Linked DNA regions of Homo sapiens: region 2 is linked to region 1. The links are chromatin contacts, found by Hi-C or POLR2A ChIA-PET in ENCODE. All regions are on one chromosome and are shown on one strand. The core of a region is the stretch at or near the end of the contact, and the rest is flanking DNA. Distances in the headings are between cores, read along the strand shown. Region 1 holds the start of FEM1C (fem-1 homolog C). Region 2 holds the start of DMXL1 (Dmx like 1).

What was found. Hi-C counts contacts between places; a loop is a spot of excess contacts on that map. ChIA-PET counts read pairs that join two places held with the same protein, here RNA polymerase II (POLR2A). Pooled maps may share reads with other maps.
Region 2: a map of CD8-positive, alpha-beta T cell shows a loop between it and region 1 (6-fold over the local background). The contact joins the promoter of DMXL1 here to the promoter of FEM1C in region 1. A Hi-C loop is called at or near these places in 2 of 168 maps with a recorded cell type or tissue (CD8-positive, alpha-beta T cell and naive thymus-derived CD4-positive, alpha-beta T cell), 1 of 37 single-sample maps with no recorded cell type and 10 of 50 pooled maps. POLR2A ChIA-PET finds 5 or more read pairs at or near these places in 1 of 52 experiments (WTC11).

Annotation. Positions count from the first base shown.
Region 1 is chr5:115,542,968-115,547,432 of GRCh38, reverse strand. FEM1C (fem-1 homolog C) reads left to right here and starts at 2,658. Exons shown (of 3, transcript NM_020177.3): 1 at 2,658-2,910; 2 at 3,750-4,465. The coding sequence starts at 3,940. RefSeq lists silencers at 2,368-2,707, 2,808-2,857, 2,908-3,077 and enhancers at 2,507-2,801, 2,343-3,109.
Region 2 is chr5:119,068,671-119,073,135 of GRCh38, reverse strand. DMXL1 (Dmx like 1) reads right to left here and starts at 2,049. Exons shown (of 44, transcript NM_001290321.3): 1 at 1,480-2,049. The coding sequence starts at 1,566. DMXL1-DT (DMXL1 divergent transcript) reads left to right here and starts at 2,246. Exons shown (of 3, transcript NR_134250.1): 1 at 2,246-2,330. It overlaps LOC124901209 (small nucleolar RNA U13), which reads left to right and starts at 3,736; the gene lies at 3,736-3,839. RefSeq lists silencers at 1,613-1,892, 2,203-2,282.

The DNA.
Region 1 (4,465 bases), core at 1,409-3,908:
GAGGATCACTTGAGCCCAGGAGGTCGAGGCTACAGTGAGCTGAGATTGTGCCACTGTACTCCAGCCTGGGCAACAGAGAAAGACCCTGTCTAAAAAAAAAAAAAATAGTAGTTGGGTCTATAAGGAGTTTTGTCATTATATCAATGTCACTTAATTCTTTGAACTCCTTCTAATCGATATCAGTGATCTTTAGGTCATACTTTTTTCAAAGCAATTATTTGGAAATCATCTGACTTGCAAAAGAATTTGTTACCCAGTCATTAGAAGTATACACTTTCTAATATAGATCAGTGTTTTAAATTTATAAAGAATTGGCAAAGATTGCTGAGCCTTTTATAACCCAGAGCAATGCCTGTAAGATTCTCAAATGTCTTTCCTTTTACAAATTGGGAAACATACAGCTATTGTGAAAGAGTTGGGAAATGAGACACCTTGACCATATTCCTTTACCAGCAGATCAATTTTAGGAAAGAACGTAGGTGTAAATTGAAGATTCAGAAACTGGTAGCCTTTTTTTTTTTTTTTTTTTGACAGAGTTTCCTTCTGTGGCCCAGGCTGCAGCACAGTGGTGTGATCATGGCTCACTATAGCCTTGATCTCCCCAGCTCAGCTCAGGTGATCCTGCCACCTCAGCCTCCTGCATGCCATGCCTGACTAATTTTTTGTGTGTGTGTGCGTGTGCGTGCATGTGTGTGTGCGTGTGTGTGGAGTTGGGATTTCACCATGTTGTCCAGGCTGGTCTCGACCTCTTGGGTTCAAGCAATCTGCCTGTCTCAGCCTCCGAAAGTTCTGGGATTACAGGTGTGAGCCACAGCAGAAATTGGTAGCCTTTAAACTAAGTGTCCGTCTATCCCTTAACAATCCCATGAGGGATACAGAGCTCAGTTTGAAGATGGCTGATGTGAATGTTTACATCTTATTGAATTAGGTGAGAGAGACAGGTCAGCTCAGGTTAGGCCTTGGTTGGGACACTGTACACTGTTATCTGTACCCTGGGAGAGTATAGAACTGTGACATATGCTGGGGATAAAACAGCCAGTCCTCTTGGCTGGTTAATTTTTATGGATGGTCAATCTTATCCTTTATACTCTATTCTTTTATATTTTCTTCTCAGTGGCAATTACCTTAACTTCAGTTTTGGGAATCTGATGTTGAGTGTAGTCTGATACTGACTACCTAAGGGAAATACTATGCTATACTTAAAAATTATTAAGACTGTAAAAACATAAGAAACGTTTAGAGTATAGAAAGGAAAAGCAAAATATATAGTTGTATGAAAATTATTTCAATTATGCAAAACTACATAAACTTCTGAACAACACTACAATATACAAAAATGAAGTTGTGATTTTTTATAAATGTTTTTAGTGCTGCATGACTTCTAACATAACGTTATGGATTACATATGCTGAGGGTCAGACTGCCTACTGTAATATTCTATTTCTCCTAGTGGTACTAAGGAATTATGTGAGCTTAAGTTCCCTCAAACAAAGTGATTGAAGGTCCATTTTCAAAAATTCTGTTTTCTCATCAGGATTCATTATGGGCGTTATTTCCCAAACACATTTAAACTTTTTCATCCTAGTTTAATGCAACGTAGGTTTTAGCATCAAATTCCAGAGGTTTATCAACTACTATATGAAGAAGTAATTCTTTTCATTCATATATATAACCTTTTAAGCTTTAGTTCCCGATTTATTACTCAGAGCTCAAGAACCTGACCTCATTGACTTTACATTGCTCTTAGGGTTTACCATTCCTCGTAGCCTTTATGCTTTTTAGAGGCTACTTTAGAAAGAGAGTCAGTTTGACAGCCTCCAAAACTAATCACATTTTCTGAAATTTCAGTTTCCTCCGTGTGTGTTCTGAGGTGTAATTACGAGCTTGGTAATTTCCAGGGCCCACCAAAGTAAGGACGGAAGACTAGTCCGAGAGACTTCACGTGTGTGAGGGTAATACTGGTCCGCACCCAAATTTGAATTTTAGCTCCCATGATTCCCACATATTGTGGGAGGGACCTAGTGGGAGATAATTGAATCAAGAAGGCTGTTTCCCCCATGCTGCTCTGGTGGTAGTGAGTACGTCTCAGGAGAGCTGATTGTTTTATATGGGGTTTCCCTTTTTCCTTGGCTCTGATTTTCCTCTCTTGCCTGCTGCCATGTAAGACGTGCCTTTCCCCTTCTGGCTTGATTGTGAGGCCTCCCCAGCCACGTGGAACTCTGAGTGCATTAAATCTTTTTATCTTTATAAATTACCCAATCTCGGGTATGTCTTTATCAGCAGCGTGAAAACGCACTAATACACTTCCCTTCTGGGGTCTCTGAGATGGGACCGAAAGATTCCCTAAGGGAGCACCCCGAAAATCCGAGAGGAGAAGAGCCAGCGAGATCTCAGAACTCGAGCTGCCTCGGGCCGCTTCGATGGGCACAGATCCGCCCCCTCGCAGCGCCCCGCCCCCCAGCGCGTTGCACGCAGGCACGTCCTCCCAGTAGTTCAGGCCCCGCCCCCTCCCCGTCGCCCCACCCCGGCCGCGACGCCCCGCCCCGCGCCTAGGCTGTTGCTGGCCGCGGCCGCCGCCCTCCCCCGGCCCAATGGCGTGGCGGCACAGTCAGTGATGTGACGCTCAGGCTTGTCCGGCCCCCGGCTCGCAGCCCATTACACCATCCGTCGCAGCAGTCGCTGCAGCCGCTGCAGTCCGAGCCGACTAAGGGCGGGAGGCAGCTCGGGTGGCGGGGCGTGGCGAACAGCGCGGCCGGATTCATTCCTTTGGGGCGCGGAGCATGGAGGAGCTGTGCGGCCGCAGGCGGAGCAGGGCGGCCCGGGCGGCGGTGGGGACAACGGTTTCCCTTTGAAGGGGACGGACAAAGCCCGAGTGACCAGCGGCGGCGGGGAGGACTAGTCCCCGGGCAGGTAGTGGCGGCGGCAGCGGCCTGCCAGGGCTCGGGCCGGGGCCTGAGGTGCCCGCGGAAGGCCTGGGCGGGAAGGAGGGCGCCGGGGGAGCCGAAGGCGGGCAGCGGGCTGGAGGCCACAGCTTGGCCCATCGGGAGGGGGTTGTGGTCGATGGAGGAGATTGGGAGGGGGCTGCCGTTGTCTGGAACAGGGAGAGGGGAAGGTTGTGTTGGGGCGACTGTGGTTTGAGGAACCTGCGGATCATCCCTTGGCGGGGGGTGGGGGGTGATCGAAATGGGGCGGGCGAAGTTAATGACTAAAAGGCAGGCGGATTTCCTGAGAGCCGTGAGTAGTTTTAAAGGAAAGAGAATCTTTCGGGGCACAGTTTTGGCCTTAGCCGGGGTTTGGTGTGTCCGACCTTTTTGTTCTTTCTCGAAACCCGGCCTCAGGCCTTCCAGCCTGGCGCCCTTGGCCAGCTCTCCTGCAGTTGCAAGAAAGAGAAACATTTCTGAACCCGAGTCTCCTGCCTCTTTCGGTTGTACTCTCCCTGGGCGTGTGCAAAGCAAAACTAGAACAAAGCTTGGCTGGTTAGAGCTGGAGGCGAGAAAACGGGCTGCCTGTAGTGTTTAAATTTTCCGCACATGGAGGAGACTGCCTGCGACCAGAACATTTGGGTCTCTGTGTATCCTTCTGTATTTTTCTTTACCACCTTTTCTTTGGGGGTGGGGGGGGTGTGTGGGATGGAGTAGTGCCTGAAGTATAGCTTTTATTCCTTTCTTCCCACAGAAGTGGAAATTAAGAAGTGTTTTGCCTTCTTCTATAGAAAATTAAATGCTGCTACTTTTTTTTTCTTTCTCTAGTTTGGTGCCCTGGTTGTCAGATGTTGGAAAGCAGTAGGACGGAACATACTCTTCGTGGTTGTGTATCCGTTCTGGGGTGCAGCAATTAACATTGGACTTTGGTTCCTGTGACTCTTGCCTGTGTCGATAGAGTTAAACTGGAGCTCTGCTTTGAAAGATAAATAAAGCACAGCCTCTCAACTGGACATAAATGGATCTAAAGACAGCAGTATTTAACGCAGCTCGGGATGGCAAACTCCGGCTTCTCACCAAATTGTTGGCAAGCAAATCCAAAGAGGAGGTTTCCTCCTTGATCTCTGAAAAAACAAATGGGGCCACGCCACTCTTGATGGCCGCCAGGTATGGGCACCTTGACATGGTGGAATTCCTCCTAGAGCAATGCAGTGCCTCCATAGAAGTTGGGGGCTCCGTCAATTTTGATGGCGAAACCATTGAGGGGGCTCCCCCTTTATGGGCCGCTTCTGCAGCAGGACATCTGAAGGTGGTCCAGTCCTTGTTAAATCATGGAGCATCTGTCAACAACACGACTTTAACCAATTCAACTCCTCTTCGAGCTGCGTGTTTCGATGGCCATTTGGAAATAGTGAAGTACCTTGTAGAACACAAAGCTGATTTGGAAGTGTCAAACCGACATGGGCATACGTGCTTGATGATTTCATGTTACAAAGGACATAAAGAGATTGCTCAGTATTTACTTGAAAAGGGGGCAGATGTTA
Region 2 (4,465 bases), core at 800-3,299, 3.5 Mb before region 1:
AGCTGTGATCCCGCCACTGCACTCCAGCCTAGGTGACAGAGGGAGACCTCATTTCAAAAGTTTTTAAAAAGCAAAAGTTCTTAGAATTTACACTGGAGAAAGCACTCATATAAATTTAGGAAATGACAGAGAATGCAACAATATTATCCTATAATTTCCCACTAGGAAAACCTTCTAAGGATGATGTTTACTTTCCTCTCAAGCAGCAAGAGCAGAGAGCAATGCCCAGGTGTAAGGAAACTATAGTTGCTCACTGGGACCCTCAGAGCTCACTCTTTTCCCAAGTATTCAGGCTGGGCAAACATTTAGAATTGGAATCCCGATAATTAAGATGTGTATGAGTCAATCTAAAGGGGAGGTACAGTCTCTATTTGAAAACAAAATGCTTCTTGGCACAATTCTAAAAGTACAATTCAGGCATTAAATGCCTCCACCATTTTAAATGCTGAGTATTATTTATTCTGACCAACAAAGACCACAGAAAAATTAAAAGCAGAGAAAAAGATTAGAAATTTAACACTCCTAAACCTGGGGCATTGGTTACGTTGTTTACTTTGTGTCACTTATACAAAATTAAGTTTTACTTTTATTTTTTTTAAAGAAAAAAGCCTACAGCACTTAGTATTCCCAGGCAGTGACAAGTTTTACTTTTAATCACAACTAAAGAGGTATCTACACAAATTGTAGCAAAAATCATTAGCATTATAAATTTATGTAGATAAAAGTATCATGTGCAATTACTGACTTATATTTTGAAATTGTTATTAAAAAAAAACCTATAGTTAAGGTAGAAAAATGCCACTATACTGACAAGTAGCCCGAAATTTGGTGCCCTCTTCTTGTCAATATGTGACCAATGAAAAGCAAGTTAAGCAACCTTAACCTGGGATTACCAGGTTATTGTAAAATATCCAAGAAATATTTTTAAAAATGAAAAGGCTTTTTTTTCTTTCCGAAGTTATTTCTCAGGGAATTAGAAAAGAAAATAAATGAAAAACACTGTTCTCAAGGCTAGTTGTTGATGGCAAACAATTGGTAATTGTTTTGAGACACCCACTTTTTAACTACAAAGATACTTGACCTTAACTTAGAATACAAAATGAAACCAATCTCCACTATTCCTAAATTTGACAATTTGAACCTATAGAATGGTATAAAAAAGCCCCCAACTCGTTACTCAACAAAGATTTTTGAACAAACGACTTTGGCAAAGCACCCTGGCCCAAGGCAGACAGACCAAAAACTTTAAAAATCCTACAAAATATTCTAACTTGAGTTCAGGCTCCATACAGTACCTCACTGACCGACATGGTTTTGCTTCCTTAGTTCTCAAGGGCCAGGTCTGCTGGGTTCTGGGTGGTAAGGACCCCCCTGGGGAGACAAGACCTCGCGCCTCTGCCCGTCGTTCTGGGCCAAGCTCGGCCCAGAATGACGGGCAAAGGCCGGGCCACGGGCGACGCGAGGGCCTCCCTCACTCACCGTGAAGCGCTGGTCGCCAATGCTGCCCACGGAGAAGCAGTGGTCGCCAGGGTTCACAGCCCCGGTCAGCACCTGGTGCAGGTTCATGTCGGCGCCCTAGTCCTGCAACGGACACCGCATCCAGCTCATGCCACGGGTCAGCGGCTGCTTCCCTCCCTCCTTCCCTCAGGGGCGGCGGCCGCTCTTCGGTGGCGACGGCAGAAGCAGCGACAGGCGCCTGGAGCCGGAGCCGCTCAGCTGGGGCCCGCGACTCATCCCGAGCCCCGGAGGGCGAGGCCCGGAGGGGGCGGGTCGGCGAGAGGGCGGAGCGCCGCGCTCCTTCGCGCACCTGTCACTCCCCGCGCTAGCCCAGGTGAAGCTCAGGGTCCCCTCACCGGCCACGACCCGGGGCCGACTCACCGGCCAGGAAGGCCGCGCTGTCCACACACTTCCTCTGGACCTCGGGCAGCCGCTCCTGACCCAGCCCGAGTGGCGCAAGCAGTACGCGCTCGCACTCCCCGCCTGACCTGTCCCTTCCCGGCTCCGGTGCCCGCCACCCCCACAGTCCTCCGCCACTCACTACGCGCCTCTGGATCCCTGCGGCCGAAATATCGCGAGACTTCGCTCGGGGCAGCTGCTACTGTGGTAAAGAATTCACTTTTTTACCACAGCGTGCGTATCAGCAAGTGAACATAAAAACGCCTCTTCTAGTCAGAAACTGGCCAATCCCGACCCCCGGTCCACCTAGGGCTCCGCCCACCACCGAGAATAAGCCAATCTCTTTGAGGCTTCTACAGGAGAACGCCGTGCGTTTGAGCTTGAACCTGATAAGCCTGGCAGAAGCCTGATGAACCCAGAATGAGTGAGATGTGGTAAGTTGTGCTTTAGGTTAGGGCGTCATCTAACTGTTGGGCCAGAAAATTTAAAGGGGAGAAGTGCATCCTAAAGGGAGTTGCAGTTTCCTCGGTTCTGGTAGGACTACAAGTCCCAATATGCACCGCTCCCCCGGGCGACCTGAGTGTCTCTTGAGTAAATGTGACCCTTGAAACGTCTACGTTAGCAGCTTAATGGTTTCTCCAGCCTTGCGCGTGTTTCCAAGTCCCTAAACGGGATGGTTTTTGAAAGGCTCGAACACTTGACAAGTAGGAAAGTGGTATTTTCTTAGCCTAAGTTATCTTAACACGTGATTTGAAATAGTGCTGGTAATAACAACACACCAGCCCTGCATTGAGCGTTTGTTTTGGAAAAGAACCTAGGAATTCCAGAATGATCAGAGTCACAGCTACAAACTGAGATTCAACTCTCATTGTATTTTGACACAAGTTTTGTATTATAATTGACAAACATCTGTTTATATGTCTCCCCCTGTATACCGTAAGCCTCTTTGGAATACAGAGGAACAGGACACAAGTCTGTCCTTAATGTCTAGCACCGCACCAGTCCCACCCATTCAGGGTGTTCTGTAAATGTTGCATGAATGTGTATAGAAACTCTCCAAATAGGCCAGGCACGGTGACTCACGCCTATTATTCCAGAACTTTGGGAGGCCGAGGAGGGTGAATCACGAGGTCAGGAGTTCGAGACCAGCCTGGCCAACATAGTGAAACCCCCTTCTCTACTAAAAATACAAAAATTAGCCGGGCGTGGTGGCTCCCACCTGTAATCCCAGCTACTCGGGAGGTTGAGGCAGGAGAATCACTTGAACCCGGGAGGCAGAGGTTGTAGTGAGCCAAGACCCCCGTTGCACTCCAGCCTGGGTGACAGAGTGAGATCCCGTCTCAAAACAAACAACCCTCAAAACTCTCCAATAGGCCAGGCACGATGGCTCACGCCTGTAATCCCAGCACTTTGGTAAGTCGAGGTGGGGGCGGGGGGATCACCTGAGGTTGGGAGTTCGAGACCAGCCTGGCTAACATTGTGAAACCCAGTTTCTACTAAAAATTAAAAAATTAGCCTGGCATGGTGGCACGCGCCTGTAATCCCAGCTACTGGGAAGCTGAGGCGAGAGAATCGCTTGAACCTGGGAGACGGAGGTTGCAGTGAGCCAAGATCGTGTCATTGCACTCCAGCTTGGGCAACAAGAGAGAAAGTCAAAAAAAAAAAAAAAAAAGAGAGAAAAGAAAATAAAGAAACTCCCCCTTTTGTTGTAGTATGAAGACTTCAAACTATAATAATACTAGGGTGGGACGAGTACTAGTAAATTTATTTCCTTTTATTTTTACTACATTTTTTGCAATGTACATTTACTTTGTCTGACAATAAAAAGCTACTTACGAGATACTTTTTAGTTCATAAGTGGGATGATTGTGTGTTCACACTTGTGTGAGACGTCCCTCCCTCAAACCTTGTTGCGCCATCATCTGCACATTACCCATCTGATGTGGGGAAAAAAAAAAAACCCGAAACTTATTTAAAAAATGAATTTCATTATGTATTCCAGGCTTTTCATAAGATAAGGGACAAAACTTAATTTGTCTTTTTTTAAAATATACTTATTTTTTGAGGTCTAACATACCTACAGTTTGTCTTTTATTATTTCAAATTATACTTCAAGTGCTTTTTAATTTTATATTTTAGACCCAGAACCAGGATTGTTGTACTTGTGTGGCTCCCACATAAATTCTGTGGCTGGTTCATAATTTAACATGTTTACTCATTCTATTTTGCCCATTTGTTAGTTTTGAAGAGCATTCCACGTATTAGAATAAAACTGAGCAACAAGATGCGGGGCGCGGTGGCTCACGCCTGTAATCCCAGCACTTTGGGAGGCCAAGGCGGGCAGATCATGAGGTCAGGAGATCAAGACCGTCCTGGCTAACACAGTGAAACCCCGTCTCTACAGAAAATACAGAAAAAAAAATTAGCCAGGCGTGGTGGCGGGCACCTATAGTCCCAGCTATTTAGGAGGCTGAGGCAGGAGAATGGCGTGAACCCGGGAGGCGGAGCTTGCAGTGAGCAGAGCTTGCGCCACTGCACTCCAGCCTGGGCGACAGAGCAAGACTCCATC